2 separate regions of the Homo sapiens genome follow, and region 2 is linked to region 1. The links are chromatin contacts, found by Hi-C or POLR2A ChIA-PET in ENCODE. All regions are on one chromosome and are shown on one strand. Each heading gives the region's core, a stretch centred on a gene start or an enhancer-like site at or near the end of the contact. The rest is flanking DNA. Distances are from core to core; before and after follow the strand shown. Region 1 holds the start of ILDR2 (immunoglobulin like domain containing receptor 2). Region 2 overlaps CD247 (CD247 molecule).

Region 1 (7,473 bases), core at 1,781-4,280:
CAACAATAACAAAACCAATATATTACAGGAAGCAACATCACAATGGCAATAAGGAATCACAAGGCTAAATATATAACAGGAAGACATACAGAATTTTAGTAATGAAAGACAAGGAAGAAGCTGCTAGAGCCTGGAGGAAAAAACTGAAGTGCTGATTAGAAATCGCTCAGCTTGCATTAAAAAAGAGAAACAGGAGGAGAAGGGAGAGGAGGAGAAATAGAGAGGGAGTGGGAGAGAGATGGTGGGGAGAGAAAGGGAGGGAGAGGAAGAATGAATGTGGTTTTTTTCCTGGCTCTCTGTCTCATTTTTAATCTGTTCTTCCCTGTCTCCCTTCCTTTCTACCACCCCCTCAAAAGAGAATTCATTGATTGGGCTGGACTAAAATTTCTCACCTTTCGTCTCATGGTTCTCTGTGAAGAATGAGTCTGAATTCATCTCCTCCTTGTCTGCTTCTGTCTCCTCCCTCCCCTCCCCAGCCGCCATTGTTTGCTCCTCTACTTTGCTGAGGCTGAGAGGCAGCTTGTCTGTCCACACCTCTGACAGCAGTGATGGGATGAGGAGAAAGCAGGAGCAGGGAGCAGAGGATGATCAATGGGATCCCAGGAGTCAGTCTCACTTTTGGAGCAAAGAATCCCCAGCCATCTGACAGCTGAGCTGGTCCTGATAACTAACCTGTTGCCTGATTCCAAGCAGAACAGCCTCTCCAGGTGCAGGTGGCAGAAGGCACAGACAAAGCCATCACCTCCCTCAAAACAAAAATAAAACAAAAAGCCCTCCAGCAAAAAGCCCAGAGAGGCAGCTTAGGAGAGGGCAAATGAGACTGGTCTGGAGTTTGAGAGAACTGGAATCTAGTCCCTAATCAATCATGAACGTGCTATGTGCATATTGCCTCTCTAGGACTCCATCTCTATAAACTGAGAGGGCTGAACTACAGTTCCTGTAGTACCCTCCAGTGATATGATTCCATTTCATAAAAAGCTGTGAGCCATCTAAAGAGAGCTCTATGTTTCCCTTCTTCTCTCACTCCCTGCAAACCCCCAGAGTACTTCTTTTAGGCAGACCCCAGCGTGTCTGTAAAGAGCACCTCTGACTCAGGGACCCCTCCCCCCCCCCCCCGATGCCTGGCTGACTTCAGTGCTGTTGTGATACAGGCTCAAGGACTAAGTGCCCTGAGAATATTGATAACCGAGAGTAGAGGCAGATTAAGGATGTGAAGAATCAGTGAGGGTGGGAGTGGAAGGCACTGGGAGGCCAGGGGAGCGGGGTGGCATGGATCAGCCAAACCCTGAAATTAGAGATGATTCATATCTGAATAATGTGGGAGGGATGAACTCAAAGCAGCCAAAAGAAGAGGCTAACTCTGCTGAGGATGCCTCCCCCAGCCTAAACCCAGCAGTGGGGCAACGGCAATGTTAGGGGCATTTCATTTGAAATGGGAAAAATATTTAGGCAATGAAGAATCTTATTCTGAAGCTAAGGGAAATGGGGTATTTGCCTTTTCTTGCTAAATGTATTTTACCCCCTTTACATGACTTGTTTTAGCTATTTTAAGCTTGTTCCCCTTTGCCTAGTGCCTTGATTTTGTCCAGATCTTCTGGCTGGTGATGCTAGAGGTGACAAAACTTCTCATGTGGTACTATTGTCCCTTTTCTCTCCTGCCTTCCACCCCCATCCTGTCCTCACCTTTCTGATCCCTTTTTCCATTTCTTCCATCATTCTGCCTCCACCTTGATTTGAATGGTTGCCTCTGACCCAGTCCAAGCTATCCAGACATTCCTCACCCCCATCCTACTCCCTTCAGCAGGGCTGCTTTGTGAATCTCTCAGGGCTGGCCACCCCAAGGCCCTGTATCCCTATGGGAATCGGAATCCTCATGTGGGGAAATAGGTTAAGAACAAGAGCATCTACTGACCCCAGCAGAATGGGGAGAAAGTTCACCAAAAAGGAGGGGAGGGCACAGAGGACCCAGCTAGACCAGTGACTTTGATGCTGGGGAGAAGCCCAATGCCTCTAAATCTCTCTGCAAATTATCTTTTAGGGAGCGGAGAGTGCACCTATTAGAAAGGCTCTTCTGCTTTCTAATTATCATTTGGGACCACTCCCCAAATGATACCAAGTAAGAGAGAGCCAGGCTCTAAACTCCACAACCAGTGAAGGTTCCATCCCCATCTTCTTCCCAACCTCCAGTTCCTTGCACCCTCCAGAGAGCCACAGAGAGAATGCCCTGGGTCCCCCTCCTTCTCTAGGGAAGAAATTAAGGAGACAGTCCTCTAGCCTCCACCTCCAGAAAACCAGTTCATTTAATTAATCAGCTCCCTCTGAGCTTCCTTTATTCCAGCCAGGCTTTTCACAAGACTCACAGCATTACAAACTCAGGATAAGACCGAAGGAGAACCGTTTTATGGAGGGGAAATGCATTCGAAAGAACAACCTCAGCGCCAATGAGTCAAACACCTGCATCTAGATGCGTCTCACTTGTCATTGGGCTTCTCCCCCGCCGCCCCCATCATTCTCTCTCTCTCTCTCTCACACACACACACACAAACACATACACAAACACACACGTTGCCCCCTCCCCCACTTTCCACCAGACCGCTAAGCAGCTTTAAACATGGTCAGTAAGGAGGAAAATGGGGGGGCGGGGGGCGCGGTGAGAACAGAACCACTACAGGAATATACAAAGTTATTCGTTTCTGTTGAAAAGGACTCTTACCTGTTAGCCAGAAGAGAGAAATCCACCTCAGCAAGACCCTATCCATCTTCCCCAACTTCCCAGCCGAATTACGGAGTGAGGAAAGTGGGAAATGGCTGGAACAGAAGGATCGCTGTCACCCCGCGGCAGCGGGCGGCGGCGGAGCGGCGGGCACCGGGCGTCCCTGGGCGCAGCGCCCGCCGGGCCGGCCGCGCAGGCGGGGCCGGGGGCTGGATCGCGCCGCCGGCTGAGCGCGCGCTGCCGCGGGCTTCCGGGGTCCGCGCAGCGCTCGGCGGCGCATCCGCATGCCCAGGCAGCGCGGCACGGGGCGAGCGTCTCCCCGCCGCAGAGCCCGCCGCGCGGGGGAGCTCGGCCGCCGCACCGCCTCCCGCGCCTCCGCCCCGCCGCCCGCTGCCGCGACTGCCAAAGTTTCTCGGTCACGTGCTGGCCCCCGGCGGCCCAAAGGTCAGCGTGGAGTGATTGAGGCCACGCGGAGAGAGGGGGTCTCTGGGTGGCAGGCAGCGAGAGGCGCGGGGGAGGCCGCCCCGCGGGCCGCGCCGAGCGGGGAGCGACCATCGCGGCTTCTCCCAGGGACGCCCGCGCTCGGGAACCCGGGCGAGAACGCTGGCTGGGGACTCGAGCAGGGGAGCCTGTGTCTGCGGGCAGCCACAGCCAACCTGAACGGGGAGAGAGTGACAGCGGCGAGGGTGGGGGACGGCGGGGACTTGGCGTAACTTCTTACAGGACTTAACTAGCAAGTCCTCTAGGCTAGAATGTTCGCTTCTGCGGTACCCCCGCCCCTCCGTCTGGTTTCCTTTTTGACAGTGCAAGGAACCAGGCAAGAGGCTCCGCAGAATTGAAAAAGGTAGGCGGGAATCTCGCGTCATTACTTTTTCCTGTTAAAATATGAGGTAGAATAAGGGCATCCGGCCCTTTAACAGAAAATATGTAAAACCAGAATGAGATAAATGATTATAACGGCTTAAATCCATCCAACACTTTATAGATTCCAGCACGCATTCACATGGATTATTCCTATTTGTCAGACGGATTTGTCTTGTGTCTCAAAATGTATGTGTTGAGAGAGAACTGAGAAATGTATGATTTGCTTAAGAAATATATTTATGAAGCCTCTACTAGGTGCTAAGAACTAAGGTTACAAAGTGGAATGAGATAGACTTCCTGCCCTTAGGAGCCTCATCTTGGGTCGAGGAAAGGGAGGAAGGTCAGACCATTAAAGACATGATACTTATTCCTAGTAAAACGGGGCAAGTGCAATAATGGAGACATAGAGAAAGTGCCTTGGGAACATAGAGGAAGGACTAAGTTAGTCGTGGGTGGGGAGGGGGCACCACGATAAAGGAGGGGTAACATCTGAGCTGGCATTTGCAGAAAGCACAAGATTTGAGCCATTCAAGGATCCCTGGTGGAAAGGGGGCAGGCGAGGGCATTCTGGGCAGAGGAAAGAGACATAGCAGAAAGGTCTCAAGTAGCATCTGAAAACAGAGTGGTGCCAGGCTGGAGGGGAGTTCCTGGAGCAGACAGACTCCACACCTAAGAGTGAATGTGTACACAGACAGGGAGAATATGTATGTGAACATGTGAGAAATGGGAAGAATAGACCCTGGGCAGCTGTCTTTTATGGCTGCCTGACATCTCAATTCCCTTCTTATTCTGAGAAATTCCAACTGCAGAAGCCAGAAAGTCTAGAGCCACCTCCCTGACCATCCCAGCTGGAATGCAGGCCCGGGCCCCTGGCATAGCCAGGCTGACCTCTCCCTCAGAGCTTTTTGATTCTGGAGCAAGTGGTGGATATAAGAAACAAGGACAGTGGAGAATTGATTTTGTCACTGAGGCAGCAGCAGCATCCAGTGTACATGATCAGCTGTGGCAGAGGTCAAGCCACCAGGATGCTCCAAGGTGTGATTTTTGGCTGTGGTCTTGCAGGCTCTCTGGGTTCTAGCCTCTCTTCTACACTTGGCTCTTCACTTCCCCAGCAATTCTTTGAGCCACCCAATATCCTTTCATAAACTCTTTCTTTGCTTATTTTGGCCAGGATGATTTTTTCATGCTATGTACTGCATGAGAGAAATTTGAGGACTATTTCCTTTCATATACAGAAAAATAAAAATATAGGAGGTACCTAACACTTGTGGGTTTCCTTTAGGTTCTAGGCAGAGTTCTACATGTTTAACAAACCTTCTCATTTAACCCTAAAGAGGGAACTTAGGCCCAGAGCATTTAACTAACTTCTCTAAGATCAGGCAACTAGTAAGTGGCAGAGCTAGGATTTGAATCTGACTCTAAAGCATATACTGTTTGCACCACAAAAAGAACATCTACACCAGAAGATTGAGATGATATATTTGTATTATGCTGTGCCATTTACTGCATCTATGTGTGTGTGTCACAGTGCACAAAAGAGCTTGAATAGTGTTTATTATCTAAGCACACATAACAGTGGCATTTTGGCCAGGTGCAGTGGCTCACACCTGTAATCTCAGCACTTCGGGAAGCTGAGGTGGGCGGATTGCTTGAGCTCAGGAATTTGACCAGCCTGAGTAACATGGTGAAACCCCATCTCTACAAAAAATACAAAAATTGCCAGGCGTGGTTGTACATACCTGTAGTCCCAGCTACTCTGGAGGCTAAGATGGGAGGACCACTTGAACCTGGGAGGTTGAGGCTGCAGTGAGCTGTGACCACGCTACTGGACTCCAGCCTGGGTGACAGAGTGAGACCCTGTCTCAAAAAAAATGGCATTTTATGCAAAACTTGGACATATGAGCAAGTTTATACATGTGAAAAATGGGAGATGGACTGAGTGAAGGAAGCCTGGATGTGTATATGAAGTGGAACGTGAATGCCCACAGAAATGAACTCATGTCTGCTCAGAGGAGGTGTCTGTGTAGTTGAATCAGGAGACTTGGAGAAGAGCTTGTGCCACAATGAATCATAGAATGCAGTTGCCTTGTCCATCATCCCAGAAATGTGTTTTCCATGTAGTGCCCTGCATGTCTACTTTATAGCCAGAGAGGTACACATGGTGTATCCTGAATCTTCCTGAGTGAGTGGCGCCCAGGCCATCCTGAAGGGGATGCTAAACTGGAGTGAATCACAATGTGTGCCCCTCCATCACCTTGCACATGTTGTTACCAAGGTGATGAAGGGTTAATATAAATTTTGAAATATATGTAATGATTCAAAACATGTAGCCTAAGGGATGGAGGTGGAAAGAGGATGGGAAAATGGTGTTATTTTGCCATATTGGTGGTGGGTGATGGGATATGGCACCCAGAGTCCCAATGTGGTTTCTGAACTTCCAGTATCAGGATCATATTACTGTGTTTGCTTAAACACAGATTCACAGGCTCTACTAAGAATAATGAGCTCAGAAACTCCAGGTGGAGCCCATAAATCTGCAGTTTAACCACTTTCCCCAGGTGCTTCCAATGCACAGTAATGTTTAAGAAGCAATACCTATCTTTTTGTTCTCCTGAGAAGCTGTTGAGCTGATGTTTTCTAATGAGCCTTGTATCTGGTTAAGCTCCAGTTGTTCATTCATTCTGACCTAATAGGACAGGACCCCAAATAGAGAGATTGATTCATCACAGCCAAGGAAGGGGTCTGGCTCTGCAATACTTCAAACTTTCTACTGCAATGAGACAAACATGTCACAACAATGACCTGTATGGGACCAGAACAAGATTCCCAGGAAGCCACAGCTGGGATTGTATGTGGTGGGGGGACTAACAGGCTGCTTCAGCAAAGCTCTACACTAGAGAACAGAATTAGGACACAGAGAAAAGAGAAGTGAACCACCACAAGGAGACATACTGGTAGCTGGTAGCAACCACATAGTTATAAATATAATGTAGCTGAATCCTCTTTAAAACATGATTTCATTGCAGACACACAGGCATGCATGCACATGAATACTGCTTAACGTGAGTCTGTTTAAAGCACACAGATAAAATCATATTTCTACTTCTCCTCTCTGATCCTGCATTCCAAGAGGAATATACGAAGTATGACTCTGAAACAGATACCATTTTTCTCATGTAAGTTTGGTCCATCTTTTTTTTTCTCTTGCTACCTTTTGGGTTTGTTATCTTTCCCATCCTCCATACCTTCAAAACCATCCTCAATGAATTATAAGTTAAAAAAAAAACTAAATTAAACCAAGGAACTAAAAAAACTGGAACCCAGAAAACCAAGGAACTAAAAAAACTGGAGACTCTAGGCACCGTATACTGAAAACCAAAAACATTTTCAATCTTGAAGTCTTTTCATGTTGAATAAATTGTTTGATTAAGAAAATGCTTTAAAGAAAGGAAATGCAAGTATACAAATGCATTATGCCAAAACAAAACAAAACAAAATCTGAACTGGCAAGAACAGTGGACACTAGACACCACACTATCTAGAAATTTAAAAAGGTAAAAGCCTGGGAGAATGTGTTGAAAATTCCATGTACTTCCAGCAGATTTAATCCAAGAACCTGCAGTCTCAGGCTTCAAATCCAACTGCAGTGGTGCTGGGTGCTGAATTAGGTGATGCTTTGTGTGCCCCATCCTAAAGCTAGATCCTGCTCAACAGTGGGGGCAGCCCTTGCCTGAATTAGCTCTCTACCAAAGCATTCCCTAAAAAGGTCCATCCAAGGATAATGTGCAGAAAAAAAGAACATAAAAGTATATTTAGAGCTTGGTATCAAATATGAAAAAATACATTTAAAAGGGACAAAGGAAATAAATGAGTAACAATGGTTATCTCTGGGAAGA
Region 2 (7,473 bases), core at 3,100-5,599, 520 kb after region 1:
ACTCTACAGCAAAGCAGTCCGGGTTCCAGAGAGCCCAGGTGACTTGCCTTGGCTGGGCTGGACTCTGTTCTCTCCCCACCTGGACCTTGTGTCCGAGGAGCAGTGTTGGACCCTCAATTCAGACAAAGTGGGAAGGCAGATCCCAAGGAGGGGAGGGCTGGTGGCCCAGGTGGCTGCCTGGAAGATACCATCACTTCTCATGCTGTCTTAGGTGAACTTTCAAAGTCCAGCGTAAGAAAAAGTTTCCAGCAACAGCATTGTGGTTAGTATTGCAGGCTTTGGAGTGAGACAGTCCTGGGTTTAAATCTTGGCTGTCTACCTAGTATCTATGTGGTCTACGATATGTTACATAACCTCTCTAAGCCTCAGTTTCTTCAACTGTAAAATGAGGATATCCTGAGGTTGTTACCTTACAGTTTGCTGAGAGGAATAAATGCAATAATGGACGGGTGTGCTCACCCCAGAGCTTGGGACTGGGTAAATACTCATAAATGACAGAGGTGGGAGTAGTTGTTACAGTAACCTACCAGAGGGAAGAAGAGTGTGCTCCCGTTTAATCCTTATCACCTACGCAGTGCTTGGCATATAGGAGCGCAACAGATGTTTCTTGAACAAACATCACTAAGTAATGCCTACTTCTGCCCTTATTCCCCCTCAGCATGTTCCTTGCCCAGCTGCTAGAATGATCCTGCCAAAACATATAATCATGTATCTTTTCTGCTCCAAGTCCTTGACCTCCATCTCACTTAGAGCAAAATGTCCTTCAAGCTTGTTTGCAACTGTCACTCTCTCCCCAAACCCCCAGAACTCAATACGTCTGACCTCACCTCCTACTGGCCTTCCCCTCACTCATACCACCTCTTTGCAGTTCCAGGAACATGCCAGTCTGCACTGCCACCTCCGTCTTCTCCAGGTTCCCACTTGGCTTGCTCGCTCACTTCCTTCTGGGTTTGACTAGAATGCCACCATCTTAGCAAGGACATCCCTGCATACCCTACCCAAAACTGTATCCCCACACCACCAGCCTGACACTTCCTATGCACCTTCTCTGTGTTATTTTTCTTCTCAGCATGTATCACAACTATCTACATATTTTTCAGTTTACCTCGTTTATTGCCTGTCTCCGTCTTTAATTGTTAGTTCTATATGGGATCTGGGATTTTGTTGCTGCTGTGGTTCAGTTTGTTCATGATTGTTTCAAAAGCACCTAGACTGTTCCTGCTACATAGTAAATAATAAATATTGGTTGAATAAATAAATGAATGAATAGCATTAGTAGTGGTGTTTGTGTGTTTGTTCATTTTGTATGGCAAGAATTGTGAAATAAAGCAGAAGGAAGGAAGGTAGGTAGGTAGGCAGGTAGTGAGTTGCTCATCACAGTAGTGTTCCCAGAAGTCTGGATTTCCATTCATCAAAGAAGCTATCGAGTGTGAGTTCTGTTGGAAGAGAGGTTGGACTAGATGATTTTGTAGGTATCACCAAATGTCTGACTGCTGCAACAGCTTGAGTCTGCTGGGGTCACACAAGAATCACTAGAGCCCTGCAACCCCCCTGCTCTTTGGGTCAGTACTTGAACCTGCCTGAGAGGGGATCTGCTTAAAAGCAGCAGCTTGTCTCCGGATCCTGAAGCAAGGAGGTTTTGCATCTCTCTGGCCTTGAAGATCTCCATCCCGTGGAGAGTCTGACTCTACAGAGCGGGCAGAGAGTAGGAAGAAGGAACCTAGACGATCTCTGGCTGGGCCAAGAGAGAAATTAGCAAGGCCAGCTGACAAACTGGGCCTCCTGCATGGGGCTGAGAAGTGGGTAAGGGTTGGGAGGGAGAAGGGACATAACCAGGGATAAGGCAAGACAAGAAGTCTAATCAGGGACTGAGTCGGTTAGAAGTTTAAGGATTGTTCCTAAATGGTTATCAGCTCCATCTGTTGGACAGCAGGCTGGTGGCAGGGGTGTGGGTGACGTGTACCACATCACCCAGGAGATCTCCATCAGAAGGAGATAGCCCTGGAACTTAGGAATCTTTACGGGGAGGCGGGTGATGAAAAAAGCAGGCCCCGGAGAGCGGGGACACTGACAGTGAGGGGAGACCTAGCAACCCTACTGCCAGGAGTGCATTCCAAAGAAATAGCCACAAATGTGAGCACAGATGTATGCACAGGAATGTCCACAGTGACACTATTCATAATGCGTCCAAACATGAAGCCATCTAAATGTCTGACAAAAGACAGTGGTAAAATAAATTACGGCATTTTACAGGCACTAAAGTTGATGTAGAGACATAGTTCATGACAGGGAGAGATGACCATGATTTATTGCTAAGTAAAAAGAACAGTTACGAAATAAAATGCACATATCCAAGCCTAGAAGGACAGTCACCAACATACTAATCAGTCTTGGGGGTAACATTTTTTAAAATGATTTTTATTTTCTCTTTGTTCTTTTCTACCTTTTCCAAGTTTTCCCCAATAAGTATGCTTTGACCTTGTAAGATATGATAAATATCATCTTTTAAAGTGTGGTGTTTTAGGTTCTCAAAGCAGAAAATAAAGTCCATTTCATTTTAAATAGGATACAGTGAAATCGCTGACTACAGGTCCTCTTTCGCTTAGTTCTCGTTTTCTTTAGTATTCTAGGGCAGGGGAGGCTTTCTTAGTGGCAAATTACTACTTTCAGGGGGAGCATTAAATAAATAAGAAAGTAAAGGTTGTAAATGTTGTTGGTATTTGATTTGGAAACAGTATGAGTTAAAATAAGATATAGGATGAGGATGCATCCTGGCACAACAGAAAAAGCACTGGGCTGAGAGTCAGTCCTGGGTTACAGAGCTAGAACCGCAAACTCTCCAAGGAACAAACTCAGTACTCCCTCTTCAAGGGGAACCTAACCCTATCCATAACCTGAATTCCACCTACAATATCTTTCTGGCTCAGCCACCAGCTTTGTGATTCTGCCATCTCCTTTCTGAGGGCCAGTGAAACAAAGGAGTCAAGGCAAAGGGGATCTCCAAGGTTCTTTACCCAGCACAGATTCCATGATGCCCAAGGGAGAAGAAAAAAGATGCCAAAAAAGCCTCCTTTACGGCTTGACCTCGGACTGTCCTGGCCGCATAGTTTACTGAGGGTCTAGACTTTTCTCCCTGGTTCCTGCTACAGATCTTGCTGTAGATGGGTGATGGTGCCATAGCTTGATCTTGGGGACCCTGGGATGTGGCATCTTCTGCCAGTCCTGTTCTGTTGTGTCTCCCCCAGTCCTGGCCAAAGGCAGTGGCTTCTGTTGCTGCTCCCGTCAAGAAGTGCCTTCCTATCCTGCCCATCTGCTCACATTTCTATCACTGCAGCTCACAGACTTCGGTTGTCTTTCACACCCCAGGTAAGATCAACTGCTAAAACCAACAATGCCTTGACATCCTTCTACATGAATCCACATCTTCCTAACATCTATTTTGGAATGCTCAGGTCCCTCAGGAGTCAGAAGAGCAGGGACACTGGGTGAGGCCAGGTGAAGAGGGCCTCAAGGGAGCTGAAGATGAGCACAGGCTTCAGGGACTGTCAAAAGAGTCTTGCGATCAGCCACAGACAGACATGGCCACTGGCACCCTCCTCCATGGAGATGCCTCAGACACTCTATTTGGCCTTTCTACCTTTCCATTCAGTCATTCATTTTTGTAAAATGTACAGTAATCGAAAACATTTATTACAGTGCTGCTATGGGCCTAGCTCCATCTGGGCCCATTACACACATTTTCTTTAATTATCCCAATGACCCTGCAAGGTAGGTAATCTTCATTTTATAAAGAAGAGGACAGTTTCAGAGAGGTCAAGAAACCTGCCCAAGATCACGTTGCTGGGTAGTGATAAAGCCAAAACTTTAATTTAGGTCTGATTGCCTCATGAATCTATGCTCTTTGCACTTTCTGCTGAAACTGACCTCCCTCAACCTTACCATCTAGACAGAAATGCAGATGGCGGACACAAGAGGCACTTGCAAACCAGGGACACCCAGAGTCAAGTGGTTGCTTTCTATGGTTTACGGCTGTCCTCCTTGGGAAGAACCATCCCAAAAGCCATGCGCACACGGGGCTCCTGAGGACATCATTTCAGCTTGTGTCAGGAAAGTGCTTAGCAGTGGATCAATTGCCAGTCTTCTGGTCAACCTAATGAGCAAAATAAAGTCAGCCTGAATTGTCCATCATGGCCTAATCATCACGGAGTGATTGATCAACACAAATGATGACTCCAATCCACTGGTTCTCAACCAGGGGCAGATTTTGCCCCCAGGAAACATTTGGCAACGTCTAAAGATATTTTGAGTTGTCACAACTTGGGGAGTGCTACTGTCATCTAGTGGGTAGAGGTCAGGGATGCTGCTCAACATTCTACAATGCACAGAACAGCCTCCCTGGTGCCCACAGCCACAGAGAATTATCTGGCCCCAGGTGTTTTAGTGCAGAGGTCGAGAAACCCTGCTCCAAGCATTCGATCAAGAGGGACTTGACCCAGCTGGAGACTAACCAAATACCAGAAAGAGCAGCTGTTTTATTTCTGGGAAATTGTTGCTAGGGTTAAACTGTATAGATTTAGCCACGACTGAAGGTGTCCACATCCTGTTAAGCTAGATGGTGGGCATTGTGTATTTTTTTCCAGCTGCCCTTATTCAAGAGTGGCCCCTGGAATTTACTTAGCCTTTCTTTGGGTTAAAATCAGGAATGGAAAATTTAACCTCTAAGAGGAAAACAAACAGAAAATGAAAAGTAGGCGTAATAATGGAAGCTTAGGTGCAAATTTTAGTGCAGGGTATTCCTTCCTGTAAGGTTACTCACCCCACTCCTCCAGGCCACAGATATGCATGCACAGCCTGCCCACATGTAACTGTGCAGAGGGAGAGCTTAGATTTGAATCCAGAAGAATGGAATTCAAACCCCAACTCTACTGATAACCAATCTTGAGCAAATCACTTGCCTTCTTGAAGTTTCAGTTCCTCTGTCAGTAACAGAGGCCATACCCACACATCCCCGAGGGCTGTGGATTTTGCATACAGTAATTTACATAAAAGCACTGGCAAAACTACAAAGTGTGCCATAACTGCTCACCTGACGACAATCACACACACAGAGGGCTTCTCCTCCCTGGGGCACGTGGGTTCTCTTTATTAGATTTTTCCACATTATCACTGCCTATGTAAAGCTTCTCCTGGGTGATATTCTATTTCTTATGCTGCACTGGAGAAATATTCTCTATATCTTGAAATGGAAACGCTGAACCCAACTTATTTTACTCATGACCTAAATGAGATTATTGCTTCCAAGAGGACAATATATCGCACTAAAATGAGAATGCTCAGGATGATTAGGTGGAGAGCATTTATGATGCAGCTTTCCATTCTCCATGTGATGAAAACTTGACATGACCCAATGCTTTATTGTCCTACAGTAATTCCTGTCACTTTTATCCAGACTCATATTGCTCTTTAATTCTAGCCTATTTTCATCTTTCCTTAACAGGACATCAGATCTTGGCTTTCACAATCAACACAGTTTCAAAGGTTATTTATAAAATAGTTTAAAATAAAATATGCCATGCTTTGATTACAACCAGCGCTTCTGGTATGAATTAGAGAGGTGGCCTGTACACATATGTGTTGTTTATTAGCTTTTATCTGATGATCTCAAAGCACTGACATCAATTCTAACACACATGGTTTCTTATAATTACCACCCCCCTACACACACACCCATTTATGCAGGGCAGAATTATTTTGAGGACAAATGAGCTACGTATTGTGATGTGCTGTGAGTTTCTGAGAATAGAAACTCCTATGACTAAACTCTCCATGAACAGAGCAAATCAGAGAATAACAGCAAATGCTTTTATCGCTCAGGCAGCTCAATCACATTTGGTTTTCCATTTCACTCTAGTAAGAGGGTTATCGGCCTTGAGGATACCCCCCAAGAAATGTTTGTGATTTTTGTTTTAAGCTCAGCCCCTGTACCATCTGCTCACTGAGGCCAACTTCCCATCCCAGCTGTGTGGCTGCCTAAGTCAGCCTGGTGCTATGGGATGGGAACAGGCAGAGGTGGGGAGAGGCTTACAGACTCATTTTCAAACAGAGATGGAAAACTGGGAGTCAGAAGAGGTGGAGGTATATATGGACCCAGCCATCCGACTTCTGATCCTATTGTTCTTTTTTTTTTTTTTTTTTTTGACCGAGTTTTGCACTTGTTGCCCAGGCTGGAGTGCAATGGCGCGATCTCGGCTCACCACAACCTCCGCCTCCCGGGTTCAAGCCATTCTCCTGCCTCAGCCTCCCGAGTAGCTGGGATTACAGGCATGCCACCACACCTGGCTAATTTTGTATTTTTTTTTTTCAGTAGAGACGGGGTTTCTCCATGTTGGCCAGGCTGATCTCAAACTCCCGACCTCGGGTGATCCACCCGCCTCGGCCTCCCAAAGTGTTGGGATTACAGGCGTAAGCCACTGCGCCCGGCCTCCTATTGTTCTTAACCAGGGGTCATACATACCCCACCTTCCTGCAATGACAAAAGAAAGTCAAGGTCATCCCTGTACATCTGTCTGGCCTATACATCTGTTTTGTAAACAAGCAGGTCTCACTAGAATTAACTTTTTTCTTAACTAAAACACACTCACACAGTTTTCCCTTGCAATTCAGGGCTGAACCCTTCTCCAGTTCCTCAAATGCTTATTGGCTACAGAAAGCTGCAGAAAGAAATGGTCAATTCCTAGTGTCTCTTTCAAGGAGAACGTATTTGCAGCATTTCTTAACTCAGAACAGAACTGGAGCCACCCACCCCACAGGTGGAGCCCTGGCAGCTGTGACCTGGAAACACAACTGTGTTTGTTCTTCCCTCACCAGCCAAGGAGACCAGAAGGCAGGAGGGGCCAGCCACAGCTGCCACCTTTGCCTCTCCTCTTCTCAGGGTCCGTATGCCACTTCAGACCACTGTATGTGGAGCCGAGATGTCAGAGCTGGAGCAGAGAAGAGGAGCACGCAGGTAGAACTGTCTAAAATCCAAAACAAGCTCTGCCCGCTTGAATTGCCACTCAGATTCATTTCAAGACTACAAAATGTGCAGGCAATGTTTTTCTGAAGGGCAACCCCGGTGCTCCCGAGATGGGAGGCACCCTCCCTTCTGACACGCATTTATTCCATCTTCCGGAGATAAGGAGGGGACAGGGCTGGCTCAGCAACCCCACAATCTCCGTCTGGGCCAGTCATCTCAGCAGGTGCTTGACAGGCAACCAGGCTGGAAGAGAATGCCTCTGCAGTATGCTGGAAGTGTCCTTCCCCTAATGCCACCTAATGGCAAAGCCCTGTGCATTTATTGCATGTGAACGTGTCCTCAACACCCATTGAGCCACGGTGTGGTGCACGGCCATCAGCGTTCAAAACGAATAAATTGAGCCACCCTAGAAACAACTCCCCCAGATAGTCTTGGAAGAAGCTGGGAGGCATATTCTT

Evidence for each region. A loop is a pair of places that touch in the nucleus more often than their neighbours do. ChIA-PET counts read pairs that join two places held with the same protein, here RNA polymerase II (POLR2A). Pooled maps may share reads with other maps.
Region 2: a loop to region 1 is called in a pooled map, with 3 times the contacts of the local background. The contact joins the enhancer-like site here to the promoter of ILDR2 in region 1. A Hi-C loop is called at or near these places in 1 of 37 single-sample maps with no recorded cell type and 1 of 50 pooled maps. POLR2A ChIA-PET finds 5 or more read pairs at or near these places in 1 of 52 experiments (activated CD4-positive, alpha-beta T cell).

Annotation. Positions count from the first base shown.
Region 1 is chr1:166,972,510-166,979,982 of GRCh38, forward strand. It overlaps ILDR2 (immunoglobulin like domain containing receptor 2), which reads right to left and starts at 3,031. Exons shown (of 10, transcript NM_199351.3): 1 at 2,714-3,031. The coding sequence starts at 2,759. It overlaps LOC124904449 (a long non-coding RNA gene), which reads left to right. Exons shown (of 3, transcript XR_007066714.1): 3 at 1-238. It also overlaps a transcript of MAEL not described here. RefSeq lists silencers at 2,881-2,930, 2,991-3,280, 3,401-3,450.
Region 2 is chr1:167,494,877-167,502,349 of GRCh38, forward strand. All of the region lies in intron 1 of CD247 (CD247 molecule), which reads right to left. Among named protein-coding and RNA genes, the nearest start is that of CD247, 20 kb to the right of the region's middle. Within about 2 kb of position 4,350, at least 4 of the 41 ENCODE cell types and tissues checked have a DNase peak (open chromatin) inside an H3K27ac peak, as active enhancers do.